Regions from separate parts of the Mus musculus genome. Here all the other regions are linked to region 4. A link is a loop called in an ENCODE intact Hi-C map of the cell type or tissue named here. Cell type or tissue: left cerebral cortex. All regions are shown on one strand. Region 1 holds the start of Dpy19l1 (dpy-19-like 1 (C. elegans)). Region 2 overlaps Npsr1 (neuropeptide S receptor 1). Region 3 holds the start of Gm39311 (a long non-coding RNA gene). Region 4 has its middle 150 kb from the start of Npsr1. Region 5 overlaps Npsr1 (neuropeptide S receptor 1). Region 6 overlaps Npsr1 (neuropeptide S receptor 1). Region 7 has its middle 14 kb from the start of Dpy19l1.

Region 1 (4,000 bases), 550 kb after region 4:
TGTAGTTAGTTACACAGCCTACAAAAACATGGAAATTGCTGACCCTCTGCAGGGTCAGTGGCTTTCTGAGCTTCCACAACATGGTGGTACAAAAGAAATCACTATGGATACCGGCCTTGAGAGTACAGGGCCAGAACTGACCCAAGGACACCAGATCCTGATCCTTCAGCAGAGCCTTCATTCTCTCCAGGTGCTGTGTGGTCTCACAGCAGATGGCCAAGCGAGAAGACAGAGACTGTGGTGTTCCTCCTAACTCCCACCCTTGGTGACCTCTATCCAGGGTACACCTAAGACTACGGCCTGCCACATTCACTGTACTTCCACTCACAAAGTCAAAAAGAGCAAGTCAAGAGAAATGCTGCCCACCTGCATTGAACAAAACAGTATTTCTGCAAGGGCATTAGTAAACCCAAATATAAGCCATCCAGTATAAGCAAACCCAAAGGAACTGTACCACAAAACATGAAAAGAACAGGACCCTTTAAAATCTATTATTGTCTCTCCCTAAAATAAACAGTGTCATCCCTTACTCTACTACAGTTGCTGTTTGTACTAGCCGTTCACAAACGCTGGAGCTTTCTTCTGCCGTGGGATCAGAAATCAGGATTATGCATTTGCTTTTACATAGGAACTGATGCTGTAAAATGCTTTGGGTACAAACATGCATCACCCAAGGAGTTGGTATTGCTCTTCAGGACATCCCTGGGTAAGCAGGGCATGGGATAACTCCATATAACACAGAAGGAAGGCCCTCAAAGTGAGACTTAAACCAAAATCAAGCACTCTGCACCAGTGCTGAGTGCCTTCAACCTCAGCCACTGTACCACGCTGCCTCCCCAAGGTGGATTTAACCTGTACACTTGCCATGTTCTCAAGCTAGCTGCTGAAGGAGGGAATGATGAAAATAATGAATTTGCCAAATCTTGACCCAAGTATTTAAAAAAAAAAAATCCTAGTAACGATGCCAGCCTTCTTGAACCCACAAACACACAGCCATGACTGGCTTTCAATAACTATACAGCTGCAGAAGAGGCTGGCCCCACAGGAAGGCTGATTTTGCTGTATTGTCTGTCTAAACCCCAAACTTCAAGCACCCCAAACTCTTAGAGGTCATTAAGCAACAGGGAAAAGATAGTAAGAAAATATCACTACATAATTCAACAACTAAATCCCATCGTGGCAAAAATATCACAGAATCCTTATGAAGGGCTTGTTAAAATTAGGCCTATTAATCCAACTTCTATAAACTTGCCTTATCCGACAAAGTCACAGAAAACGAACCCAGAAGATAGTCCACACGTAAATGCCTCAACTTTATTTCTTCTAGGCACAAGTTACATCCCATCCATTTGGTGCATGGAAGAAGGTAAAGAGATGCCAGCAGGCAAGGTTAAAGCTTGGGCATCCAAAACACGACGCAGCCTGAAAAGTGACAGAACCACGAAGTGCCACCCTCAGTGTTTGCGGCCAAGAAGGGAAAAAGCACGCTAAAATTTAATTATAAGTTTGGCAACTTTCTAAGTCAGGAAACCTGGGTATTTCGAGCTCCAGGAATCGCTCGCATCACCAAGCAAACCATCCTCCGAAGTAGCGGCTGGGCCAGGGGTAAAGAGTGGACTGTGGATGCAGGCAGAATCCAGTCTCCTCGGCGCGGACCAGCCCGCCCGCGGCCAGCCGAGCAGCTGTTGATCTCGGGGCCATGTTTTTAAAAGCCCGGGCGGACCGCGGGGCAGAGGATGTGTGGAGCTGAGCCCCGGAAGGAGCGGGGAGGAGTAGGGAGGAGGCAGGAGCGTCCCGGGAAAAGTCAGAGAGGGCTGCTAACTGGCTCACCTAGCAGCAGCGTGCTCCAGGTCCGGCCGCGCCCGCGCCGCAGGCCCAGCGCCCAGTGCAGCCCGGCCGCCAGGCGGCCCGCGAGGCCGTCCGGGGCGGGCGCGGCGGTCCCTGCGCGGGGTCCCTTCCTGCCCGCCGCGCCCCTGCGCCCCGGCGACGGCGGCGTGCGCTCCGACCCCAGCTCCCCGGCGTCCACCTCGGATGCCCCGCTCAGTGGCGGCGGCGACGAGCGGGCCGACCGGGGCGGCCTGGGAGCCGCGTCCCGGTGCTTGCTCCGCGCCTGCAGGACCATCTTGGCATAGTCGCGCCCGCTAGCTGCGCGCGCCCGGACGGCGGCCGGGATCCGCGGACTGGCGGTCGCTCACTCTGGCCGGCGAGGGCGGGCCGGGAGGCGGGGACAGCGCGGGCCGTGTGGCCGCTGCCTACCGCGTGGCGGCCGAGAGGCGGCGCCGGACTCCCGCGCCTCCGCCGTTGCCGCTCTCGGGTTGCCAGGGCGACAACGGAACGCCGCGGGGCGGAGGCGGGGACAAACTGCGAGCGGCGCGGCCCCGCCCCTCCGGCGCGCGCGCCCGGGCGCGCTCCAGCGGCCAAGCGCGCACGCGCGGGCTACCAGCGGGGCGGGACCGGCGGCCAGGGGAGTAGCGTGGACGACCTCCCGGAAGCGGCAGTGCGCCCTCGGGAACCGGGGATCTGGCTGTGAGGCGGCGTGGCGCGGGGCGGGAACCTAGTGGCCACGGAACGGCGCCGTGGGTACACTCCGGGGTTTCTGTGCATTAGGCTTGTGCAAGAAACTAACGGGGTAAAAGTGTGACCTCGCCACTCAGAACAGCCAGGTTTCTGGTTCAAGGATGAGAAGCAGGGAGTGGACCGAGTATTCAAATAAGTGTCCGGTAGGTCGGAGCGAGGATGTAATCTGAAGGCCTGGGTAGGAACCCAAACTCAAGTCATAAATGAAAAGGGCCTGTCAGGGAAGGTTATCCACGTGTTACTTTTACCTCATGTATACTGAAAGTATGGAAACCGGCTAAAAGATGTGACACTTGAAAACGAATTTTCTCATAGCAGGATGTAGGAGTTAATGAAGAAGCCCAGGGAAAGAAAAAAGAAAAAAAAAAAAAAAGAATATGTTCCAAGTTAACCTTCCTTGCCTCCAGCCCATTGCTATTTGCACAAAGCCTTGGAGAATTGCAGCAGCGAGACTTATTTCTTGGCTCCTGTCCAAATGAGCTTGTTCCAAAAAGTCTGGATGCTGGAAATCAAGGCACATCGTTTCACTTTTCTCCACAGTAATTACAGGGGTTTCAGGAGGCTCTGGCTTCTATTGCTCACGACTTTATTAATATGAGCATTCATTAACTCAGGCACAAAGAATGGATTTTGTTAAAGGACTCACCGCTATATTACACTTTGTAAGTTTCCTGAGTTTGATTATTAAGTTATGTATTGAAAACAAGGAACAACTGTTTAAGACACCTCTATTTAAAAAAATGATTGACAGTGTCATACAGGGGCTTATATTGTGAAATAAGGTATCAGGTTGATAGAGTGTTATTTCTAGGGTTGATACTAAATTTATAACCTACCAGATTAAAAGAAATTTACTTCAGTGTCTGCCAAAGACAATAACAGTAATTTCATCACTAGCATACTTATTAATTAGAAGACACACGGAGCTACAGTATTGGATTGCTTGTCCCTGAGATGTGGGGCATGCTTCCCAATCAGTTTTTCCATGGAGTGTCACTGGTTATATCACCCACAATCCAGGGCAGTCCTTGGGCCCACCAGTAGTTGGCTAACACACAAAAAAACGAACTCTGTGGTTATGTTGTTTGTGGAGTTTTTGTTTTACTTTGACATTTTTGTTGTTGTTGTACTGATCTTTTGCTTGTTCCAGGTTTCATTTTTGTGCTTTTGAGTGGTATTTTAAAAAGATTTGGGAGGTAAGAAGTTGAATGATAGGGAGGTTCTGGGAAAAATTAGGGAGAGGAAAAATGATCAAAATATACTGTATGAGAAAAATTAAAAGTGTGTACAAAAAGAAAAAAGTTTCCTAGTGCTTTCTGGGCTCTGTGGGGGAAAACTTGTGGTGGGGGAGGGGCGACTGATTAATTGGTACAATTCTGTTAGATGATTTTCTTGTTCAGTAAATGAATGGATGAGTACAGGA
Region 2 (4,000 bases), 240 kb after region 4:
TGTCATACGTATGAATGTAAACTCAAGTTATACACATGAAACATCTAGTAGATGCAAGGACAGAGTTGTGAGGTGAACAAAAGGTAGAAGGACCTCAGAGGCCATTCTTAACAGTCCAGCCTGTGAGATGAGAAGGTGCTCAGAGTCACGGGGAGTAGAGAAGAATGGAGATGGGACTTGCTCATGATGTGTGTAACTGGGTTCTGGGGCTCTGATCCTGTGGAAAAAAAAGCTGTGTCTTCAACTGAACAGTCTCTGTGGCCCGTTGACTGATTAGGACTTCAATGATTGTGAGTATGTGGAAACGTTGCAGGTCCACAGCCTGATTTTGACTTATCTTAGTGTCTCTTTAGCCCTGAAGCAGGCATTCCTTGTCCACCTCTGTGAATTCCTAACATTCTGCAACCAACAGGCAAAAATATTTGCAGTAAGTTAACAAAACCCTAGCCTCCACCAACGAAGAGCCTAAGATCACCATCAAATAGCAGTTTCTCTGTGCTGCTGTACCATGTACTCAATGTTTCCATGAACATATTTAAAAGTGCCTTGACTTGTGTTTTTCTCTGGTCTGTTATTATAAAAACTTCATGAAACTGAATCCACACTGGGTCATAGTATTTGGAATGACTCCAATTTGTGTTTCCAGGCCATTATCCTTTTTATTTGGGTCCAGAATAAATTTTACGTTATCCCCATTAAGGGAGTTTGTGTTTTGTGTTCACAATACTATGTTCCCTTAAGGTTTGTTGGCTAGACGCTTAGTCTGCAGTGTAATGGCATTAGCAGGTAATGTAACTCTTAAGATACATGGTATCATAGATGATGCAATGATGACAACCTTCATGAAATGAATAATATTTGCCTCATCAGATGACTTAGGGCTTTTGGAAGTAGGGTTGTTGTAAAGATCAATCCTGGCCTTTCCCTAGACTCTCTCTTCCGTTGTCATGTGACTCATCCTCTTACACCTGTCACATGTGTCCTCACTGTGCAACGTCATTCTTCCATGTTGTGGCATAGAGTGAGGCCTTAGCCCAATGAGGTAACATAATCCTACCTCTACAAATTTGAGATAAAAACAAGATACTTTTCTTTGCAAACTACACAGACTCTGGTATTTTGTTACACTGACACAAGACAAACCAAAGTACTGTGTCATAAATATGAGCAATTAGTACCTATTAGCTGCTCGTGGAAAGTGTTTACAAGCTAATGACAGAATGGTAATCTGGTTGCTGTCAGAGAGGCCGGAGTGATGTTCAACATTCTCAGAGGACATGCATGTATGCACACACATATGTGTGTGCTACACCTCAAAAAGGAGAAATGGAAGGAGATCTTCTTCTCTTTTTGATCAAACGCTAATGGCTGAAGTAACTTGTCACCGAGTGCTTTCCTATCTTATATGTTAGAAGGCAGAGGGTTAGCACACCAGATTGTTCAGAGCCTTAGTAAAACAGCAAGCAGCCTAGTAAAGATCCCTCCTAAGAAAACGTCCACAGCATGCTCTTCCTCCATGACAGTGACATTCTATCGCCAACACCAGTACGGAGTTTCAGAAATATTACGGGAAGTAAGAAAGGGATTTTGAAACACCTAGCAACTTCCTAAATAAATATATATTCCATATTCTTTCCTTAGAATGAGCATTTTAAGTGTATTCGAATAGTGTTGCCAGAGTGTATCCCTAAATCACAGGCAGACAGTTTTCACTCTCGAATGCAAAATGTTGCTGGACTTCCAGCCCAAGCTCATGCCTGGCTAACAGCCCTGATTGCAACCTGTCCCATTTTCTCACTTTCAAAATGTGAGGAAAAAAAATGAAATTCTCATTACTATGGCAAACCACAGTGACAGACAATCTGATGTCAGACTCACAGAGAAACTGGCACTAATTATGAAGCAGATGGAGCTGCATTAAGCAACGCCAAGCCCACGAGCCCTCTATGCCATACCTAAATTCAATTTTCAAAACACAGACAGCCAGACAAAGGAAGACAGAGATTGGAATCCTCCGATATATGATCCAGCAGACAGAAGAACTACTCCTCAGACACTGCCAGGCTATGAAAAAAAGTACAGCAAAGTACAGACTTTCTACTTTCAAGAAAGGGATTTGAATCCCATTGGAGAAAAACGGTCAGGACACAGGGGCAGATATGGGGCACAATACTTTGTGCTCATTCTCAGGAAGACACAGACAGATGTGCACATAGAGAATTCGTTTAAACACTGTAAGTTCTGTGCTAGGAACTGTACATGGTATATGCGTGTTTGCTCTGTGTATGTGTGTGTGTGTGTGTGTGTGTGTGTGTCTATACTAATTCACCATCCTAAAGAATCAAGCACTTGAGAAGAAAAAAGACTGAGCCTGGATAATAAAGACCCATAACAAACTTAGGTGTTCCTTGGCATTACCCACTCTGATCTGTATCCAGCTGTATCTTGGGAAAGAGTAAACACAGGAAGGAGAGGAAGTCATTGCCATATCACCTACTGATCATCAAATATAAAACCAAATCTGGATTTTTTTTTCTGAGAAAAGCAATGAAGACAATATATATAAACATAAGAACTTTAGAAACAAACTTCATACCAAGAGAGAGAGAGAGAGAGAGAGAGAGAGAGAGAGAGAGAGAGAGAGAGAGAGAGAGAGAGAGAGAGAGAGAAAGTCAAATCTGGAAGGCAGAAGAGAAAAGCACATCTCTGAGGATACAAACACACACACACACACACACACACACACACACACACACACACACGCAAGCATGTGCTAGGGAAAATATCTTAAGGGAATACTTTTGTGTCATCTAAAGATATAAGGTGACATATATAGAAACATGTCATAAATAAAAGAAAAAGAGAAGAGGATTCTCTGTTAGCTGTCAGGGTACTGAAGGGAGAAAGCTGTCCTTGGACACAGAGAGGAGCTGCATTAGGAGAAATGGCCACTATGTATAGTATAACAAAGGCCCTGCCATAAAGAGCTTTTACTTTCCAAGAAAAATGAGCTTTCTGACTCTTCAAAGTTTCTAGAATGGGTATACAAGCTTCATTGCAACTATCCTATGACTTCCGATACAGAGCCAGGCAGTACAGAGGAGCATAGGTTGTAAGGAGTAGGGGCTGAGTTTGCTTTTCCCAGGATGCATCTGTCAGTTCCCAGTTTTAGGGATAGACTATAACAGGAAAGGTAGTTAGATGGTTTGTGCTTCAGCAGAATGATGTCATTAAAAGGTGATAGTGTGGGAAGGGGAAGGGTGATGGACAGCTGGAGCAGCAAACAACAGAAGGAAACAATGACCTAGAGGTGACATTTATAATACAGAAAATCCAACCAATTGCTGGAAACATAAGTCTGAGAAGCACTCAGAAGGCCATAGAAAAGGTCTGTGGAAAGGATAGTGGATGATGGAAGCCCTTTGGGAGGACACAGGAATGGAAGAGTGTTCTGGGAAGAGAAGCAAGAGTAAATGCGGGAGACATGGAAGTGGGTTAGAGCAGAACTATCTCTGAATGCCACAGCAGCAGGGAAGAAGGTTTGAGAGATTAGCATCTTACAGGAAGAAAGTCTAAGGGTTTGCCACCCTTAACACATGAATGCAAAAGAAGTTCTTCACCAGTTCCACCATCAGATCTGAACAAAGTACTTTCTACATGCATCTCCAAAATACTTTATTTCAATTCTATGCCAAGCACTGAAACTAAGAAGAGAAAAAAAATGCTTCCAATGTCTTAACCCTGGCCATGTGTGTGTGCTCATGTGTGTGTGTGTTTATATACATGCATGCATGAACATGTCTTTGCCTGTGAATGTCAGAGATCAACCTCAAGGGTCTCCCTTGATTGCTCTCCCCCTTATTTTTTGAGACAGAGTCTCCTACTGAACCTGAAGCTCATTGGCTCAGTTAGGCTGTCTGACCAAAGAAAACTCTAGTGACGTATTTGTCTCTGTTTCCCAATGCTGATTTGCACATATTCTCTGACACCCAGGTTTTGT
Region 3 (4,000 bases), 370 kb before region 4:
CTTAAAGTCACAACTATAAGTTCCGTTTTTCTAATAATCACATAGAAATGCAAAATATATGCCTTTCCTACTTATATTTCATTCGTGTTAAATAAGCCAACAAAAAGAAAGCATTAGCACAACAATAGCTATGAAAGTAGGATCCAATTACTAATACACCAAGTTTAAAGGAACCAGGGTGAGAAGTCGGTTCTGAATGTTTATTTATCCATCGTACATCTGTTTCTACCAATGTTGAATCCCATACTGTTGTTAACAAATGCAGGAAAAATGTCAGCTACTAGGATCAATGTCACTTCGCTCCTGTCATGCCAAGTTGGAGGTGAGTGAGAGATCAATTCAGAATGATGTGAAAAGATCTGCTCCAAATGATATGGAAAGATAACAGTGGTCGAACATACAAAATCGAAAGATGAATTAAGCACTGCATTTCTTGATTATTTTCCCCCCTGCAATATAGATGCAGAGTCATACCGTTGTTCCTCAGAGTATTAGATTAAGGGCATCCAGTCTGTCCTTTGGCATAAGGGGATGGGAAGAGAGAACAGCTATTGGCCTACTCAGTGTATGGTTTTGAAGGACATAGAGGCATGCCCTCTGAAGGAGAAAAACAAAGTCTACACCCATGAGTTAGTAAGGAAGAGGCAGTGTGCAATGTGAACATCCTGGTGACAGGATTTGGTGTTTGCTGTACATGTACTATAATTTGAATGTCTTAAGTGCAAATGTCATCTAAAAATAGAGCAGGATAAGGGACTTATATCTGCAACATTTCAAAACTGTCCTTCAACAGAGAGAGGATGAATCTCCCAGGCTATCAGATGAAAGGTGGCCTTCTATGATTTTACTTCCCAGGTAGACAGCTAGTTCCCACAGTTGGCCTTTTATCTTCGGTGATCAGTACACCTGGATATGTCTTTAACTATTTTTCTATTATGTCTGAGTTTTTTAAAAGGTCGCATTTGTGATGGGCAGTAATGTTTAAATTTAAGACTATTACAATGAATTTTGCTGAATTCTTTCCTAAATTCGGTTTCTATGCCACACCCCTAAGTTGCCTTGATCATTTTGTTTACTGGCAATACTTTTCAAACAAATAATTGGACAAATAGTAGTACAATTAAAATGATTTTGAAAGCTATTATTCTAATCTAATTTTTAATACTCAAAGTGAACTCTATTCCAGTTATGAGTCTATAGAAACACAGGGACAGTTATGAGAGTTTATATTCAGGCAAAGATTATATCACTGACAAATTCAAGACATCAACACTCGGGGAAAGCTGCTAAAACGAAGCCAAAATTCCCTTCTGTAGTGAAACACTGCAATTCATCAGAGAACTGTTACTCCTTCCTCTAGGGTTGCCCACAGCAGCCTGTAAGCTGTTCACATGGACATTTCCTGCACTGTGAGGGACACAGAATATTGAGCTGCCACAAATAATTGCCTTTACTGATGGGCAGATTACATCATAATGTTGAAACAGCGCCTGTTCTCGTTTCTCAGGGAATTGAGACAGCGCCAGGAGTGAGCAGAGGGTCTTGGCTCCCATCCCTGTCATGCTTGTATTCTGGGGACTTACATTTCCTCTGCAGTTTTAATATGAGACTTGGCCAGTCGGGCCTAGTTCCAGTAGAGTTATCCCCATACTTCAGAAGATGAAAGATGGTCATGTAACATTATTAAGGAAATGAAATTTTTGGAGTTTCAGTATTACAGTGACATACAGAATTTGACACCATTTTGAAAGAGTCAGAACCTGAGGACCTTTGGGGTTCTAACCAGATGAATATCAAGACAGTCATTGTGACCACTGGGAGTGTCCTGGTTCAGGGAACCAACATGGAAAGAGAATCAATACACACGTTGAGTCATGTGTTAAAAATATAGCTTTGGATAAAATTATAGCGGCTTAATGGGTAGCTTCACTAGAATCTACAGTCTGACCCCAGATATTTGCTGAAGCCCCAGGACCTACCTGTGCTTACAGTTAATGCTATGAGGTGTGACAGCAGAGATGCTAAAGATTGTGCCTTTGGCCTCTTGAATCATTTGGAATTTCCTATTAATGAATGACATTTTAATGAATTCTCCTTTCCATTCTGGCTCTTTAAGCCTGCTGGACTATGATGAAAGTCTTTGCCTGACAGCTTCATTTTCTTTTTGGCTTGAGAGGCAGCTTCATTCAGCTCTAGGGAGGTGCATTCTGACTCCCCACAGATCTAAATCCCCAGCCAACCTCCAACAAGTCTAGGGTCCAAACAATCACCAGGGAGAGCTTCGTTTTGTAAGCTTAATTACACGTGCAGTGTTGGACCCAGGCCAGTAGAGGGCGATAGTTCCACTTAACTGAACTGTGCAAAGGGAATCTTGACAAAGTCTGTTGGGAGAAACTGCCAGGGTGTTGGAGAATTCAGCCTTGTTCCGGCACAGTGACTGCAGGGGAGAAGGTATTTTCAAGCAGAAAGAGCCACATTGGAGAGCATATTCACATGGGAATTAGCATTACTTGATTAGGAAACTACAATCTCATTACATAAAGTGTAGAGAGGGTTTATGTAATAGCCGTAGAGGGAAGCCAAGAAAGATAAGACTAGAAAAATAGTGGCAGATGGTGAATGGTCTCCAAAGCTCTGCAGAGAGGCTTTGGCTTGGTCTCGCATATATCAGGGAAGACTGTGGATGAGTGTGACAGGCTTGGAATCAAATACATTTCCTGGTAACTTTTGTGGAGTGTGTAATGAATCTTCCAGAGATGTCAGGGATAAATATGACTTTACAGGATTATAAAAGTCACAATTCAAAGCAGCTATGAATGTACTCTGCTTCACCCCATGCCCCCAACAGCAGGAGTATTTACATTTGATTTTTGCAACATAACTCCTCCAAGGACAGTTGTGTAAACTCACACCGGCTCTTTTGGAAGTAGCAGGGGTCTTCTTTATTCAGTTTTCTATTGCTATGATCGCCTTCTTCCTATTTCTTGTTGCAGCTTCTCTGAACAAGATTAAAGCTGTAGCCTTTTAACCAAAATAAGCATTCAAAAGTCTCACTACAATTTAAATTCTTGGCACAAAGCAGCCGTTTTTACCTAGACAAGCTAAGGAGTATGGAAAATTGGTAGAACAATTTGGAAGGGAACTTTGTACTTTCAATTGGCATCAATTGACGGTATGTGAATTATACTTTTTGTTTCTTGGTGTTTGGGGTACTTTTCCATCTCTTACAGTTCACAGTGAGTCCGGGAAAAATCAGAAACACCCCAGTGGCATTTTGATACACTTCTTGAAAGATTATCAGACAAATCAGACACACTCTTAGATATGATCCAGCTTATTTTTACAGCTTATAGTTTTGATTTATTTTCTCGTTGCTCTCTTCCAAGTTATTATTTTACTGGCAGCATAAAAAAAATTGGACCTATCAATCTATCAGAAAGTGCTTTGGACTCAGCATCATGCTCATTCACGTGCAGTCCAGCGTGGTTATCAAAGCAGCAAGGTTTTGTCTTTTGCAAATGACTGGAAATAACTGCAAGTCTTGAGCAGGAAATTGGGGCTCAACCAGGAGAACAAATTATGGTTTGCTATTTATTTTGAAACTGATTATCCTAAACTAACTTCTAGCTCATACCAGAGATGTCAAAGAAAACGGGATATGTTTCATATAAAATTAAGCAATTAACTTCAGGCAAAGAGTTCTGTCTGATTGTTGGTTGCATCTCTTAAACACATGGTCCTTGTTGAAGAAAGAAAATGTTTACCTTGTGTAGTCTATCATTGTTGTTATTCTTCTCACTATTATGTAGTAAGGGCTTGGTCATGTGGGACTAAACCTATACTCCAGATACACTGTATGAGGAGGAAAATGGGCCTACATTCATTATTTTCAAAGACAGGGCTCATGAGTCTTTGTGTAGAGATGAAAATTAACATATAAGCTGATGACTAGCCCCATGGAAAAGAATTACTCAAACATGCATACCTTTAATTTCGGTGG
Region 4 (4,000 bases):
TATGAAAGAACCTGGATCATCATGGAGGCCTCTTTATGTCTTTCTTCTTAAAGTACTCTCCCCCACCTACTACTTGGCTGGTTGCTGAACTGCATTGCAAAAGACACAACATTCTCTCCTCTTCTCCATCCCCTACACCTCCAGTCACCAAGATTCTCATGTTATCTATCCTGTCCTGTTTGTTTGTTTGTTTGTTCATTTGACGTGATAATGTTGTTAGTAAGCTTCCTCCTGAGTCCATTTCTAAATTATTCCGAGACATCCAAAAGAAATCCCAAATTTCCATAAGAACAGCTCCATGTCCCAGAGTGAACATCACAGTACATAAAGGTGATCGTGTGCACACAACAAGCACATTTTTAAGTTAATGTTTTGAGCTGCAGGATGAGCCCACATGCTCAGATCCAAACAAGTTTAAATCAGAACTAAAACTAGAGTTTTACTCTCAGTATCATTTCCATTTCACAGAAGTGTGATGTCTTCCAGTTTCACCACATTTTATCTTTAGGAATCTCTCATAACTGACCAAACAGAACCTGATAAGTTGCCTGGATCAGAAGAAAAAGAAACAAAAGTCTTCTATTTCTCCATTCTGTGATAAATTGGTGTCCTTTATTTTTATACCTTTGTTTTCAATTGTTGCAAATGAATTGCAATTGTTGGTTAAAATGTAAATTGTTTATATTGTTAAATTAAGTTATATTGTTTATGTGGGTAAATATAGCTATACTGTTTCTTTCACTTTCCTCCAACTTGCCAACACCTTCATCCTTTCTCAAATTTAAGATCTTTTTAAATATTGTTGAGAGATTATTTTGCATGAGTACATGAGTACAACTTCACAGGCATATTTAGTGTTGCATATATATGTATATATGTATATGTGTGTGTATATATATATACACGTGTGTGTGTGTATGTGTGTGTGTGTGTGTGAGAGAGAGAGAGAAAGAGAAAGAGAGAGAGAGAGAAAGAGAGAGAGAGAGAGAGAGAATTTCAGAGCTGACCACTTAGTATTGTACAACCAGTTAAGAGCTCATACTGGGAGACAACTACTTCTCTTTTCAGCACTCCTTAACTTCTTGTAGTTCTTTACCTAAGGGTGGGGCCCCATGACATAACCCCCCTTCCATATGTATCATAACTGAAGCATTCCTGTCATTTTTAGGAAACACAATCTTGTAGCGCACATTCTGAGCTTCTGCTCCATACAATCTTAACACCCCCACTTCTATGATGTTTCCTGAGCCTTAGGTGCAAGGGTTGTAATTAATGGGGATGGACACTCTGTAATCAGCTGTTATCTGCATTTTTACCAGTTGTGGTTTTCTGTAATAGGATCCTTCCATTGTCAAGAGAAGAGTTTTCGTAAGGGCATAGGAGCTAAATTTATCTGTGGGCATAAGGATATGTATTTGGATGGTAGTTAGGAATTATGATGATTTAATATAGCAATACTAGTAGGCTCTCATCTAAGATGTATGGCCTCACACTAGGCATAATTTCCTTCCTTTTGAGCATCCCTATTAGTACAATTCGAAAGCTGTTGGCTACTGTCAAGATATGTGTAGCATTATTGCATTCTTAGGAATATCTCATCATGCTAGCCATTGTTGTTGTGCACAGGCATCACAGCCAGGTAAGGCTGGAGTGTTTTTAAACAACCACAAGAATAATATACCCCAAAAGTATACACATACATTTTTCTGTTCTCGGTATCCATTTATTTCTTGATGGACATATGGGTTAGCTTTATTTCCTTGCTGTTATAAATAATGCAGAAACCAACAGTAGTTGTATAACTAAATATACATGGTAGGATAGAGAATCCTTTGATTATATGCATAGGAATGATAGAGCTAAGTTGTGTAATAGTTCTATTTTCAATTTTAGAGAAGTATGTAGGATGTGTGAGTATGTTTTATGGATGTGTGAAAATATATGGATATGCATGTGCTTTTCAGTGCACGTTCACCTCTGGAAGTAAGATGTAAATGGATGGAGTTTTCTTTTCTATCTCCCTCTGCCTCTATCTATCTATCATCAAGCTAGCTAGCTAGCTATTTTGAGGTAATCTCTTTCAATGAAGTTGGAGTTTACTGATTGGTTAGACCAGCTGGCCAGTGAGACACTAAGATCCTCCTAGTGCTGTGAATGACAGAAACACATAGCTATGCCCACCCTGTACTTGGTGCGAGATAGCCTCATGCTTGTGCATCAAGCAATTTATCCAGCAAGCCTTTTCCCCCAGATCATATGTTTAAATTCTGAGAATTTTATCCTTGTTTCCATAATATCTGTACTAGTCATATCCCCATGGCAGTGTATAATGAATGGTGCCTTTCTCTCTTCATCCTTGTTATCTTTTGTGCTAGAGAAATGAAGGAAGGCAATAGGATACCCAAGACATAAGTTAATGGGAGTGGGTAGAAGAATTCCAGAGCCAAGGGGCTGGGGAGAAAAAGTGGCTAAAAAAACAATAAAAATAATTTTTTGAGACAGGGTTTCTCTGTATAGCCTTGGCTGTCCTGGAACTCACTCTGTAGACCAGGCTGGCCTCGAACTCAGAAATCTGCCTGTCTCTGCCTCCCAAGTGCTGGGATTAAAGGCATGCGCCACCACTGCCCGGCTTAAAAATAAATTTTATTTGAAGATGATACTCAACATTGCATATATTAAGTAAAAATAAACGAAATAATTTTAAACAGCAAAAAGGAAAAAATAAATTGGATGCCACCTCATAGGTAAAATAACAAGTTCCTATTATAGAAAAGCATGTGGTTTAGAAACTATTGCTGTGGCCATTGTAGAAAAGAAAATAAATCAACTCTTAAAAGATCATGCTTAAAGAAAAGCAAGAATTTCTGAAGTATGTTTCACAATTGTCTCCAGCTCTTTTAAGAATTTTGTAATAGGGCTGACAATGTTCTCAGGTTGGCCTTGAGCTTGCAATGTTCTTGCCTCAGCCACCCAACTGACTTGACTTAAAGACATGTACAGCGATGCCTGGCATTCAGTGTGTTAGGGCTTCATTGCCAGTCTTCTGGAGTGTCTTGTGTGGAGCTGGCATAAGGGTTTTGTTGACTGCTTTTAGCTATCCATCTGTGAAGGCTCTGATTCCTAGAGATTTTATTGTAGGAAGATTTCAACAACAGTCTTGTCTAGAAGTGATGAGAACAGATGGACCCGCTTTTTCTCTGGTCTCAGTGCTAAAGTGTTAAGTGTCTCAACATAAAGCATGGGACTTGCTAAGGCTCCATCATAGGTGTCTTCTATCTTCTATCTGTAAGTCACCTGTTTGCAATACCATACCCTTCTGGTCTAACTGAGTCCAAGCTTCTGCAGACCCTTAGAGGCAGGTTAGTGTATGTGGGCTTTGTCTTCTTTATATAGTCTAGAAGAAGCTCTATTTGTTCTACCTTGGCAGATGCCATCCTTAAATAAGTTTCTTCTAAAGGGTCATTGTTTACATCCTCATAACACTTCCAGAAGACTGACAATGAACCCTCAACAAACTGAACATGTCTTTAAGCCAAGTCAGTTGGGAGGCTGAGACAGGAACATTGCATGCTCAAGGCGAGCCTGAGGAACATAGTCAGCCCTATTACAAGATTCTTTAAAGGAGCTGAGGATGATAGCAGAGCATGGAAGAGACTCTGTGTTTAATCCCACAATGGCACATTTAAATAAGTGAACCAATAAATACATATTAACAAATTGAACATATGCAATTCATAATGGGCTACTCAGCTTCATACAAGGAAGATAAAGACAGTTTAACACACTCAAGTTGATGAATGCTGTGTTACTGACCTATAAAACTACAATGATGACTGTGAAAGCTATAGCTGAGTGAAATAAAATTGAAAGTGCATATGCTATGATTCCATTTATGTATTTTTTAAGAAAGACATAGATACACAATACCATAAGTCTAGTTCACCAGATTCCTAAGGAATTGATTATTATGCCAAGGACAGCTGGGCACAAAGAAGAGCAA
Region 5 (4,000 bases), 330 kb after region 4:
ATTGCAAACTTGTACAACCACTCTGGAAGTCAGTTTGGTAGTTCCTCAGAAAATTGGACATAGTACTAACAGAAGATCCAGCAATACCTCTCCTGGGCATATACCCAGAATATTTTTCAACTGATAATAAGGACACATGCTCCACTATGTTCATAGCAGCCTTATTTATAATAGCCAGAAGCTGGAAAGAATCCAGATGTCCCTCAACAGAAGGATGGATACAGAAAATGTGGTACATTTACACAATGGAGTACTACTCAGCTACTAAAAACAATGAATTTATGAAATCCTTAGGCAAATGGATGGACCTGGAGGATATCATCCTGAGTGAGGTAACCCAATCACAAAAGAACACACATGATATGCACTCACTGAGAAGTGGATATTAGCCCAGAAACATAGAATACCCAAGATACAATTTGCAAAACACATGAAACTCAAGAAGGAAGACCGAAGTGTGGATACTTCATTCCTTCTTAGAATGGCGAACAAAATACCCATGGAAGGAGTTGAAGAAACAAAGTTCAGAGCAAAACCTGAAGGAAAGACCATCCAGAGACTGCTCCACTTGGGGATCCACCCTATAAACAACCACCAAACCCAGTCACTAGGAAGATGCCAAGAAGAGCCTGCCTGATATAGCTGTCTCCTGGGAGGCTCTGCCAGTGCCTTGCAAATGCAGAAGTGAAAGATCACAGTCATCCATTGGATGGAGCACAAGGTCTCCAATGAAGGAGCCAGAGAAAAACCCAGGTAGCTGAAGGGGACTGAAGCCCTATAGGAGGAACATCAATATGAACTAACCAGTACCCCCAGAGCTCCTTGAAACTATACCACCAATCAAAAAAAACACATGGTGGAACTTGTGGCTCTAGCTATATTTGTAGCAGAGGATGATGGCCTAGTAGGTCATCAATGGGAGGAGAGGCCCTTGGTCCTGTGAAGGTTCTAAGCTCCAGTATAGGGGAAGGCCAGAACCAGCAATGGGAGTGGGTGGGTTGGGGAACAGGGGGAGGGTGGGAGGGGATAGGGGATTTTCAGAGGGAAAACTAAGAAAGGGGATAACATTTGAAATGTAAATAAAAAAAATCTAATAAAAAAGAAAAAAAATAAAGTTGAGTGCAGAAAAAAAAAAAGAAGTGGAATTTATTTCAAGGACACAAAAAGAGTTCAGTACTTACACTTTACAAAACAACTCAGCACATATATCTTAATGTTTGGAATGGCAGATTCCGGTATTGTTCTTTTTCTGCAGGATTGTTCTGGCATATGGTATCTTTTGTAGTTACATACAAATATGAATTTTAGGATAGATTTTTCTATTTCTGTGAGTAATGACATAGGGGTTTTAATTGGAATTGCAGTTAATCTTAGACCAAGATTACAGTGCTAGGCATGAATCCCCTTCTGTGAATCAGGCATCAATTCCCATAAGAAAGTAACTAATTATCTTCATAAATCTTGTGCCACTATTGCACCAGTCAGTATTGTTTAGGATCCAATCCTGGGTACAACCACTCATGTGTTTTCTTTCCTTATCTACCCTATAGTATCTTTCAACACTATAAAAGATAGCATGAAAAAACTTTCCTGTCCAGTTTCTTGCTCTTCAAACAAAGTGATATAAGTTCTGGATCACCTGTATTAAATGGATAATTTAATCTGAATTTTTTTGTTGTGATTATTACGCTGACTTTGCTGGGTTTGAAATAGCTAGCATATATTTCAACCTCATTCCTGTGGCCAGTTAGTGTTGATTTGTGACTCAGGTAGCTGAGGCAATTTCAGTTCAGCTTAGGGAAAGTCACAAGGACTGACCTGCTCTGCAGGTACTTTGTCTGGGTCAGTAGAGTGGAGCATGAACTGCAGGGTTAGAGAGGTGTGGCTCTGACCTGAGCAGCAACTGCTCCAGGCAGTGCTTAGTCATGGGGCTGGCAGGCACAGATACTGGGAAAATGGCTTCTGACTGGGGGAGCTGGCAAAGGCTCCACAAGGTTCCTGAAACTCAGTGGTTTGGTTACGAGTGGGCATGGGAGGTGACCTCTATCTTTAGGGATGAACAGGTAATCAACACATATCCTGATATAGAGGAGTAAGTTGCTTTCAAGGGAGTAGATGCAATGATTTCCTATGGGGAAAGTGGGTATTCCATACAGCTTGTCAAATGGTAGGCTAGGATGCCAGAATGAGAGGCTAAAATGGTGGCTCTGCACTCAAGACCATACACTGTTCTTCTCGGGGACCTAGGTTTGATTCCCAATACCCACATGGCAGTTAACAACTGTTTGTAACTGCAGTCCCAGAATGTATCATCCCCTCTTCTGGCCTCTGCAGGCATTGCATGCACATGGTACACAGACATACATGTAGGCAAAATACCTGTGCCCATAAAATAAAAATAAATAACTCTCTTATTGAAATGCCATACAGAAATGAGAATTTTGCCTATGCAGTGAGCAGGGGCTCATCCAGGTCCTCAGGTGGTGATGATGGAGTGCCAGGGGCAAGATAGACAATATACCCTACCTGTTAAGAAAAAAAGGCACTTTAAGAGGGCCCTGGGATGGTGGCCATCAAAGACCAGAAGGCAGGGAGGGTGTGCTATTTCTAAGAGGAAGGGACTGAAGTTCCCACAAGAAGGACAGTGGGGCTCAATTTTCAAAGCAACAGATAAAGTCTTGCAGGGAGTAGCTTGAGATATGGCCTGGGATGGTGGCATTAATGTGTCCAAGGGAGGTGAGAGTGAGGGCTCTGCCTGGGAAGAGAACAGTGTGAGTACTGCAAAAAGGATGAGGTCAAGCAGCAAGTGAGTAAGGAGATCCTGGGAAGGGGGCATGGTTGGGATTCCAGAGGGAAGAAGAGAATGTGGTTCCAGGCAACATGAGCAGCCATAGTTTTGGGAAGGCTGTGGGGTTCCAGAGAGAGGAGAAAGAAAGAGCCCCACTGGTAGTGTGAGCAGTCGATATGATGGGATGGTCAAGACATTCAAGATGCCCACCCAGTAAGAAATCGATTCACAAATTTGAGTGTGTAGTAGTTGATATCATAAGCTGTCTAGCCATAAATAATACTCACATATAGAATATTGAATAAAAATGTTTACACGAGGATTGAAATTTGTTAATTACAACACAAATTCTATTTATTGAAAATTGTTTAAATGTCTTCACTCTCTACATAGAAAAGAATTGGTCACAGTACTTGCAGTTACCACTAAGGTGTTCTGTAAAATATTGATGCATGCACTAAAAATAAAGTACTAAAACCTAAACACCGATATTGTACCTTTAAAAATACTCAGTATGAATCACAAGCATAAATGTAATATCATAAAACCATTATGGGATAACTGGAAAGTTTAAAAGACAACAGAATAAAAGCAACCCTCTTAAAAATAGGAAAGGGTAGGTGCATCACTAAAGATGGCAAACACGCATCTCATTAGTGAATCCCAAGTTAGAACATGAAGGTCCCAGTACTCACATATTACACAACAGACAGCTTACAGAAAAGAATAAGAAACACTGGCAATGCCCAACACTGGCATATTAATAAAACCTTGGGCTCACTGGAGACAGAACTAAAAATGATACCGCTTCTTTGAAAACCAATTTGACAGGTTCTTACAAAGTTATGCATAATTTCTCTACACAGTTGGGCAATTTACGATCATAGACATTTGTGCAGTTGAGCAGACAACTTAAATCCACACAAAAACCTGCATAAAGGTGGTTTTCGTTGCTCTAGTAATCATCAAAACCTTTTGCCAACCAAGATACCCATCAGCAGTTCAATGGATTCACAAAGCATGGCAAGTCCGTGGAATATGACAATGAGTATTTTTTCTCTAATATATAAGAAAATAAGCTGTTGATGCACATGAAGAAATAAATAGTAAATCACACGGCTACACGAAAGGAGTCAATCTGGTCAGCTAAATACCACATGACTTCAACTATGTCACATTCTCAAAAGGGCAAAGCTGTGTTAGAACATAAAT
Region 6 (4,000 bases), 260 kb after region 4:
GGGCTGTGACATAGATGTCTGCTATTCCAGTTGATCAGAATAGTATTGCTTGTGGTTGTAGATTTTATGACGATATCTGTGCTACTGACATGCACATTTCTGGAGGTAGAAAATGAAGTTTGCAGTTGTCACTATAGAAATATTTTTGCACTTAATCCTTTTAATCTACTTTTTATATTTTGGAGCTCTGCTCCTTAATTTCTTAGGTACATACTTATTATAGCTTCTTTATGAATGACCATTTTATTATTATAGCTTCTTTATGAGTGAACATTTTACTATTATAGAATATCCACAATTAATTCTTATGATATTTGTATTAAAGTCCTTTTTTTGTTTGTTTTTTTCAAGACAGGGTTTCTCTGTGTAGACCTGGCTGTCCTGGAACTCACTCTGTAGACCAGGCTGGCTTTGAACTCTGAAACTCACCTGCCTCTGCCTCCCAAGTGCTGGGATTAAAGGCGTGCACCATCACACCCAGCTTAAAGTCTATTTTATCTGATATTAGTGCCATATGTCTTTTAACCATTATCTATGCAATTATTTTTTTCTGTCTCTTCTGTCTAGTTTAATGTCCACTCAACACAAATTAGAGTCTTTTGGGGAGAGGGATTCTATTGATAAAATGCCTCCATAAGATGAGCCTGTAGACAGACCTCTAGGAAACATTCTAAACTAGTGACTGATGTGGATGGTCCGGCCAGTTGTGGGTAGTGTCACCCCTGAGCTGGTCCTGGCTGCAGTAAGAAAGCAAGTTGTTCAAGCTGTGAGGAGCAATCAAGTAAATAACATTCATTCATGGCCTCTACATCAGTTCCTGCCTCCAAGTTCCTGTCCTTTTTGAGTTACTAGCTGTGATATACATCACTATCCTGTAAGCTAAAATAAACCATTTCTTCTACAGGTTACTTTTGGTCATCGTGTTTTGTCACTGCTATGGAAAGCCTAACTAAAACATTGCCCTTTGACTTCACACCTATTTTTGTATTTTTAATCTAAACTAACTCTCCTTTAAGAGGCATATAATTGAATACTGACTTCTCCATACCACCATCCTCTCCCTTTAAAGTGGAATAACAAGGAGAAAGAGGAAGAGGAAAAAGGAGAAGGAACAAAAAGAACAAGAACAAGAACCAGAACAAGAACAGGCTCTATCCCGCCGAAGACAGAAGAGAGGAAGATCACTAGCAAACACACAGGAATGATGGGCTTGAAAATGTGGAGAAACAACCTTCAGCGAGTGGCAGAAAGAGTAGGCTGCTTGAAATATGGCTAGCTCCAGGGGTGCCACATGTGCTAGGTGAAATGTGGCCAGATCAGAAGTGCAACGCCATTGGCTGCAGAGATTCTATTCTGGTTGAAATGTGACATGATGAGCTTCAGTGACAAAGCTGAGTTTCACTGAAGTGAATAGTATAACCTCCCTGCTATCACTGTGAAGCTTGAAGACTGTGGAACACAGTACCATACAGGCAAGCAATAGCATGGCTGTATAAGACAGGAGCTATAAGGCAGTCTCATAGGTAAATAGAACTGTTTTCAGACAGACTATTAAAACACAGGCAAAAAAAAAAAAAAAGGAGCCTGGATCTGAGTTAAAAGAGAACACCCCACAGCAAAGGTAAACACAGCCCTCCCACAACCCACCTCCACAGAACCAGGAACATTGAGGGAAGCAGCCTGGAAGCATGACTATTCAGGACAGAGAAGAGAAAGCTGCAGCTGGCAAGTGGGCGCAAAATACTAAGAGAGGCATCCCTTGTTCAGAATAGGGAAGCACCTACCAAAAGATACATCTGACACAAACATTTTTCTCAGTAGGAGGGGCATCCTGTCTAAGTTATTTGTGTTGTTGATGAATAGCCATCTTCCTACTTGCTCACACAGCTATATGAAATATAATGTGGGGAGCAGGGCAAACCACATCCCTCCCAGCTAGGAAGAAATGCTGATAGATGTTATGAATTTGACTTCATTTTCTTATATTCTCTTTGCTCTAAAATGTATTTTATGAATTCTTTGAGAATTTCTTACAATGTATATTTATCACATTCACTCCTCTCTACTCCTCCCCTTTCCAAACTCTCAACCATCCATCCTTTCCAACTTTGAGATTATTCTTCTCCTTCTGTTCCTAACTAGTCCAGTTTGTGTTGCCCAGATGGTCTTGGGATTGGAGGTGCCCTGGAATGTAGTTAACCTACCATGGGTCACATAATTAAAAAATAGAAATAGATAAATAGATAGATGGATAGATAGATAGATGGATAGATGGATGGATGGATAGAAAGAAAGAAAGAAAGAAAGAAAGAAAGAAAGAAAGAAAGAAAGAAAGAAAAACTGAACCCCCAGAAGCTATCTAATGCTAGTAACTCCTTAGCCAGTAGTGGTTTTAGTGTCCTCCTCTACTTCTCTTTGTTGAGATTTTGTCTGGATGGAGTAACCCAAATTCAATGCAAGCTGCCAAAATCACTTGGAGTTAATATACATGCATCTGCCCTGCTTGTAAATCATGGTTTATTTGATGTTATCCATAACCACTGTCTCTTACAGTCTTCCCACGCCTCCTCTTTACACCTTTGTATTTCCAATGTTTAGTTGTCCTGATACAGCCAATGCCTTGCCTTGAGATGCCTTGGTGACTACTATCTGTTCCTTTTTGCACTTACTCTCTACTTTGTCTGCTATTTATCATATTGCTAAGGAGTATGCTTTATCCTGTTTCTACTTTACTCTTTTTCCCTACTTACTCTTAGTTTCAAACTTTTTAAATATTTGTAATAATTTAATATTTTTCATAAAATAGTTTTAGAAGCTCTAAAAGTCTATAAATTATATTTTTGAGCAGTTTCCTGGCCCTCCTTTCTTGAATCATATCAGGGGCTATAATAGAAGTACAAAAGTATTTTGCTGAATGCTACAGGGCAGACCTGTTGTTTAGTCATTGTTTCTATCAGTGCCCACCTTCAATAGAGATAAGTTTCCATGAAAATTCACAAAAAATAAAGTCATGAGAATAAGGAAATGAAAACACCAGAGTATACATCCATTCCAACCCTTATCAGACTGCCGTGAATAACATGGAAACAGAGAGAAGGCTACCATGGCAGCTCCACAAGGTCTCAAATCTCTTCAAACCAGGAAAAAAGCAAAGAGGACAAACTAGCTGAAATGAATCAAAAAGAATCTAGAATTCTACTTTTCAAAGGAATGATGCATATGTAGAGGGCTAGAGAAGAGGAATGAAGGATGAAAATTAAGATGACGTCATAACCAGCCAAGAGGATGTAAAGCTTGACAATGCAAAGGAAAGACCCAAACTGAAGGAATAACTTAGCAAGGAAACCGAGACTCTGAAAAGGGAAAAAACAAAAATGTTGGAAATAAGGCAACTAAACAATCAAAAATGGAGTTGAGCCAGGCAGTGGTGGCGCATGCCTTTAATCCCAGCACTTGGGAGGCAGAGACAGGGAGATTTCTGAGTTCAAGGCCAGCCTGGTCTGCAGAGTGAGTTCCAGGACAGCCAGGGAGGGCTATACGTAGACACCCTGTCTCGGAAAAAAATAAATGGAGTTGACAGACAGACAGTATCAAAGAGAAAAAAGAGCATTTGAGATGGGAAACAAAATGGAAAAAAATACTCCACTGAGACTGCAGTAAAAAGAAACAACACATAAACATGTTCACACCACACACTCAACCAAAACCACAGAACAAAAGCAACAATGAAAACTAAAGGTGCAGAGAATACAGTTTGTTAAGTGGGTAGTGTCTGATGTCCCCCTGCCACAGGTAAACCATTCCATCTGGAAACTTGATGAGAAGTTGAAACAAAATCATACAACTTTGAGAACAGGGTCCACATTTACCCCCTCGGTTTTACAAACCACACATCTTTGAGAATAATGTCCATATTTCTTCGTCCATGCACCAGTAGTGCCACGCTTCTGTGACACCAATGATCTAGTGAGAGGGTGATGAGTGGCAATTTGGAGTGCTA
Region 7 (4,000 bases), 570 kb after region 4:
AAACACTCCTGTACTTGAGCACCTGATGTTTTCCTGAGTGGGTGGGCTCATACAGCTGTCTTTTTAATGTTTCTAAACCAAGAGTTGATGAACGTAACTGTATGACTACTGAAAAGAGTATAAAACAAGATGTTTATCCATCTTACACAAATGGAATGGTTTCTGGTAACTACGCCAATGGCAACTAACTCACTACCGCTCTTGACTGAGCCTGCTGGACGGAGATTGAGTGACAGGTCTAAGCACTTGATTTGGATCAAAAGCAAAACTACTGACTGGCAATATTCCTGTCTCATTCAAAATGACTTTAATGCTACTCTAAAGGGGGGAAAATACTCTTTTTTACTGTTTGGGTGGTTATCTGTTCTGTAGTGCCCTGTGAATGAGAAACTGTGACTTTCAGGCTCAAAGCAGTAAGGCATATAGTGCCAGCTGCAAGTTAGTCTTCCTCCATATTCTGTTTGGGCAGAATGCCAGTGTTCACCAGGTGACTCCATCTGCCTCATCAGCCCAGCTATGCCCCCATGCTCCACGGAACTCCATTGCAAGTTATCAGCTGCACTTAACCGATGAGAAACTTAGGCCCGCTGGACTCTCCAAACAACCTACATATCCTTTGATTCTGAGGGGTTTGGGCTTGCTTCCAGGATCCCAGGCAATACTTCTCTCTGCCCCCAGGAATGAGTGCTGGAAATAACACGGTGACCAGCCTCCTGGTCCCAGAGCAGCTAATCACAAAAGAAACTGGCAATTCCACCTGAGACAAGCACTTTTGGATCCAGTTGGTCACCATGCCAGGAGGTGCAGAAGGAGAGACCCCACTGTGGCAGCGAGAGGTACCAGCCATCCTCAGGATACCAGCCTCAGATGTGTACTTCTTCCCAGCCCAGGCTCTGGGCATTACAAATGGAAAAGTTCCCAAGAGAAGCCTAGCCCTAGAGACTGTCATCAGCAAAGGATGAAAACCTCCTGGCTGAATGCGCCAACTCCCAAAGCAGTGTAAGTTAATACATTCTTGCTGTTTAAACTCGAGAGTCATTCTCTGTGCTGTTGGCTACAAGAAAGTGACTTCCAGGATCACTCGGGGATTTTTCAGCTGCTTGGCTAGAATCAATTCATCCACTCACTGCAGAATTAGCCAGATGACTTCTGAGCCTTTGGAAGCAATGGAGGTTAAAGCATTACACAAGCCTTCTGCCAGCCTGGATTTCTTCCTTCCTGTTGGCATCCAGGGGCAGCTCCTTCCCACCAGGATCCTACAGCACGAACACACCCAGTGACTGCTGGTCTCTAGGAACAGGCTCCAGGGCACTCTGGCTTTTCCTGGAATCTTGCTGTGCGCAGGTGGCTCTGTCTTCTTTGAGAGGTGGCACCGAGCCGACCGCCTGCCTTGATTTTCTTGCTGCCTCTTCTCTCATAACTTGGTAGTCTGTTCGGAACTGAGTACAGACAGTGCTGTAGAGGTAGATGGGAGTCATCCCACCTGCCTACTCTGTTACTTACAGGAAAAATGTGTGTTCTGGGTGCGTGCTGGTCTAGCGTCTTTCCTGAGTTAACCATGCCCTGTTAAGATCCTCAGTTGTCATCTGCTTCCTTGGCTGTATCTACTGCAGCATTCTAAGTTTGTACTCCAGAGGATGGTTACACAGAATCCCGATGAATGGCTCCCCCTAGTGTACTGCAGCGCATCACAGCAGCACTGTGCTCAATGCCTAGTGAGCACATTCATTCAGAGATATGTGTAATATATTTTCAGAGATAAATTCATAGACACATATAATATATCTTCATTTGGCATTCACAGAGCACTTAAGTCAATAATTATGTGTTATTTATGTCTTTAAGATATCATTTTTTCATAGTTTTTCCTTCCAAGAGCTCTATAGCCAGTTAAAAATGATCACTGCTAAGTTTCTATTTGCTTTCTGAGTTTATTTTATTCAAGATGTTCTTGTATAATATAGAGAATAAGTGAGGAGGGATTAGGAAATGGGGAAGGTGATAAGGAGATGAGAGGAGAGGAGAGGAGAGGAGAGGAGAGGAGAGGAGAGGAGTGGAGAGGAAAAGAGATACAGGATAAGGAAAACAGGAGAAATGTTTGGGAGTAGGGAAAGCTTCCCATATGGCAAACCTAGGTTATAATTTTGCTTATTGTCTAAAAAAATTCAATTGCAGCTAATTAGGCAATATACAGTCGTGAAGCTAACAGAGATGTGTGTAGAGTACATTTTGCTAAGTCATCAAGGACACCAATCCACTATGCATTCTGTAAGCATTTTACAAAGGAATATTGCCATTTTAGGATGCTTAAGGCTCTGTAAAGTCCTAGGGCAGAAGCAAACCATTTCAAAAGCCTAGTTGATTTTGCTTAACTCCTATCTATGATTTTGTTCATACAAGAAAGTATCCGAGCTTCTAGAGTGGTATGTGGAAATCCTCTGAGGACAAAGTGACTCAGTGCCGGGTGAGTCTCCACTGTCCCTGTGTCATGTCAGAAGCCCACAGTGGAGTAATAACATCTTTGCCCAAGTGGAAAGCCATGGTCCTACAGAACACTTTGTAGGAAAAACACCTTCCTAATAGTCTCCTTAAAGAACTACTAGTGTCTCTAAGGGGCCTGGGCACCTTGAGGACATGGGATACTTTGTGGCCTGAGTGTCACAGTGGAGCATTAGCCCTGAATGGGCACTGGATCAACCCTGGGTAGTTGATGCTGAGTGCCACCATGGTCAACTGAGGGCATTGCCCTTAGCAGAACTCTCTATTAGACCTAAGAGTAATATATGATTGGTTGGTTTTTGACAACTTAACAGAATCTAGAAACATCTGCAAAGAGGGAACCTCCATCAAGGAATTATCTCTGTCAGTTTGGCACATGGGCATGTTTATGGGGACATTTTCTTTATTAAAAGTGGATGTGGAAGTCCAGCCCATCATGGGCAGTGACTCCCCTGGGCAGCTAAAAGAAAGCAAGCCGAGCAGGTCATGGAGAGCAAGCCAGTAAGCAGGTCCCTGTAGTCTCTGCTTCAGTTCCTGCCTCCACATTCCTGCCTCAAGCTCCTGCCCTGGTTTCCACAGATGATGGGCCTGGAAGTTGCTTTTGGTTTGGATGTGTATCACCATGACAGAAAGCAAACCAGGACAAATATGAAGTACTCTGGGAAATCGTGGCTCTCCTGTTATGGACTTACTGGCCTGCAGCTGCTTCTTCTACTGCGCTACTCTAACATCTTCACCCATCACGACTTTGTTCAGAATCTGCTCCATGCCCAGTGCAGTGTCAAGGTCAGAAGCAGTGAGGCTAAATAAAGGAAGCACAAGGGATGACTCTATAAAGAATTTGAGGCTACCCAGAGAGATAAATGTACATGGGAAAATTAGAAGCCAGCTACAGGGATATGCCGTTACAACGCGTCTTCCCCTCTCAGCTCTGCCAGCTCACCCAGCCACACTGTAAATATGCCCAGTATTCTGGCACACGTGTTAGCCATTTTTATAGACTGGGAAACCTTCCTAGACCTCTCTAATGCTCCCCACGACCTTTCGTTTCAGTCAGATCTCTCCATCTAACACGCCACCTCAGGAGGTCTAAGTCTCACACAGACCCTTCTCTTACTCAGTCTCCTGGCCTTAGTTGATTTCACCTTCATAGACCTCATGACTATGTATGCATCTCTCCACATTTTTTTTATTGTGCTTTAAATAGGCTTGCTGGACCAGAAACGTAATGAGGGCAGGGATCATGTGCATTTCACTTGCTGCAGTTTGGAATGGTATCCTCTGCAACATAATTGCTATTTCCTAGAAACAGCAATTTCCAAGGAAACAGGGTCTGCAACTCATGGCACTTTATATATGCTAAATAGGATAATGATCAAAACAACACAATTTCCATTCTGCACATTTGAATATTGCTGTTAGTGGCAGAGTCTCACATGTGGGTCTGAATTTACAAGTATCTTTGCAGTGTGTGCTTGTGGATATATATATATATATGGAG

The links. Hi-C counts contacts between places; a loop is a spot of excess contacts. Peaks named below come from ENCODE experiments on the same cell type or tissue, not always from the same donor. Only the 100,000 strongest peaks of a DNase experiment are listed, where the experiment ranks them.
Region 1: it touches region 4 in a loop (2.7-fold over the local background); 3 of 42 quality-filtered maps call a loop at or near these places.
Region 2: a loop joins it to region 4, with 4 times the contacts of the local background. A loop is called at or near these places in 2 of 42 quality-filtered maps.
Region 3: it touches region 4 in a loop (13-fold over the local background); 2 of 42 quality-filtered maps call a loop at or near these places.
Region 5: a loop joins it to region 4, with 5 times the contacts of the local background. A loop is called at or near these places in 2 of 42 quality-filtered maps.
Region 6: a loop joins it to region 4, with 8 times the contacts of the local background. A loop is called at or near these places in 2 of 42 quality-filtered maps.
Region 7: a loop joins it to region 4, with 3.0 times the contacts of the local background. A loop is called at or near these places in 3 of 42 quality-filtered maps.

The regions. Positions count from the first base shown.
Region 1 is chr9:24,501,009-24,505,008 of GRCm38, forward strand. Dpy19l1 (dpy-19-like 1 (C. elegans)) reads right to left here and starts at 2,132. Exons shown (of 23, transcript NM_001359948.1): 1 at 1,831-2,132. The coding sequence starts at 2,122. LOC115487153 (a long non-coding RNA gene) reads right to left here and starts at 1,525. Exons shown (of 2, transcript XR_003948106.1): 1 at 1-1,525. In left cerebral cortex, CTCF peaks have their summits at 855, 2,246 and 3,624; DNase peaks (open chromatin) are centred at 755, 1,702, 2,288 and 3,026; H3K4me3 peaks cover 2,960 bases; H3K27ac peaks cover 1,748 bases.
Region 2 is chr9:24,184,636-24,188,635 of GRCm38, forward strand. The region is part of intron 3 of Npsr1 (neuropeptide S receptor 1); the gene reads left to right. Among named protein-coding and RNA genes, the nearest start is that of Npsr1, 89 kb to the left of the region's middle. In left cerebral cortex, no CTCF peak of the experiment used is centred here; a DNase peak (open chromatin) is centred at 1,886.
Region 3 is chr9:23,578,887-23,582,886 of GRCm38, forward strand. Gm39311 (a long non-coding RNA gene) reads left to right here and starts at 2,388. Exons shown (of 3, transcript XR_870585.3): 1 at 2,388-2,451. In left cerebral cortex, a CTCF peak has its summit at 2,330 (motif pointing right); DNase peaks (open chromatin) are centred at 1,357, 1,555 and 2,466; H3K27ac peaks cover 2,617 bases.
Region 4 is chr9:23,949,635-23,953,634 of GRCm38, forward strand. No RefSeq gene overlaps it. Among named protein-coding and RNA genes, the nearest start is that of Npsr1, 150 kb to the right of the region's middle. In left cerebral cortex, no CTCF peak of the experiment used is centred here; DNase peaks (open chromatin) are centred at 2,051 and 3,114; H3K27ac peaks cover 3,019 bases.
Region 5 is chr9:24,278,788-24,282,787 of GRCm38, forward strand. The region is part of intron 4 of Npsr1 (neuropeptide S receptor 1); the gene reads left to right. Among named protein-coding and RNA genes, the nearest start is that of Npsr1, 180 kb to the left of the region's middle. In left cerebral cortex, a CTCF peak has its summit at 2,348 (motif pointing left); a DNase peak (open chromatin) is centred at 3,533; H3K27ac peaks cover 458 bases.
Region 6 is chr9:24,210,135-24,214,134 of GRCm38, forward strand. The region is part of intron 3 of Npsr1 (neuropeptide S receptor 1); the gene reads left to right. Among named protein-coding and RNA genes, the nearest start is that of Npsr1, 110 kb to the left of the region's middle. In left cerebral cortex, no CTCF peak of the experiment used is centred here; a DNase peak (open chromatin) is centred at 1,703; H3K27ac peaks cover 1,812 bases.
Region 7 is chr9:24,515,380-24,519,379 of GRCm38, forward strand. No RefSeq gene overlaps it. Among named protein-coding and RNA genes, the nearest start is that of Dpy19l1, 14 kb to the left of the region's middle. In left cerebral cortex, a CTCF peak has its summit at 1,677 (motif pointing left); DNase peaks (open chromatin) are centred at 590 and 1,607; H3K27ac peaks cover 999 bases.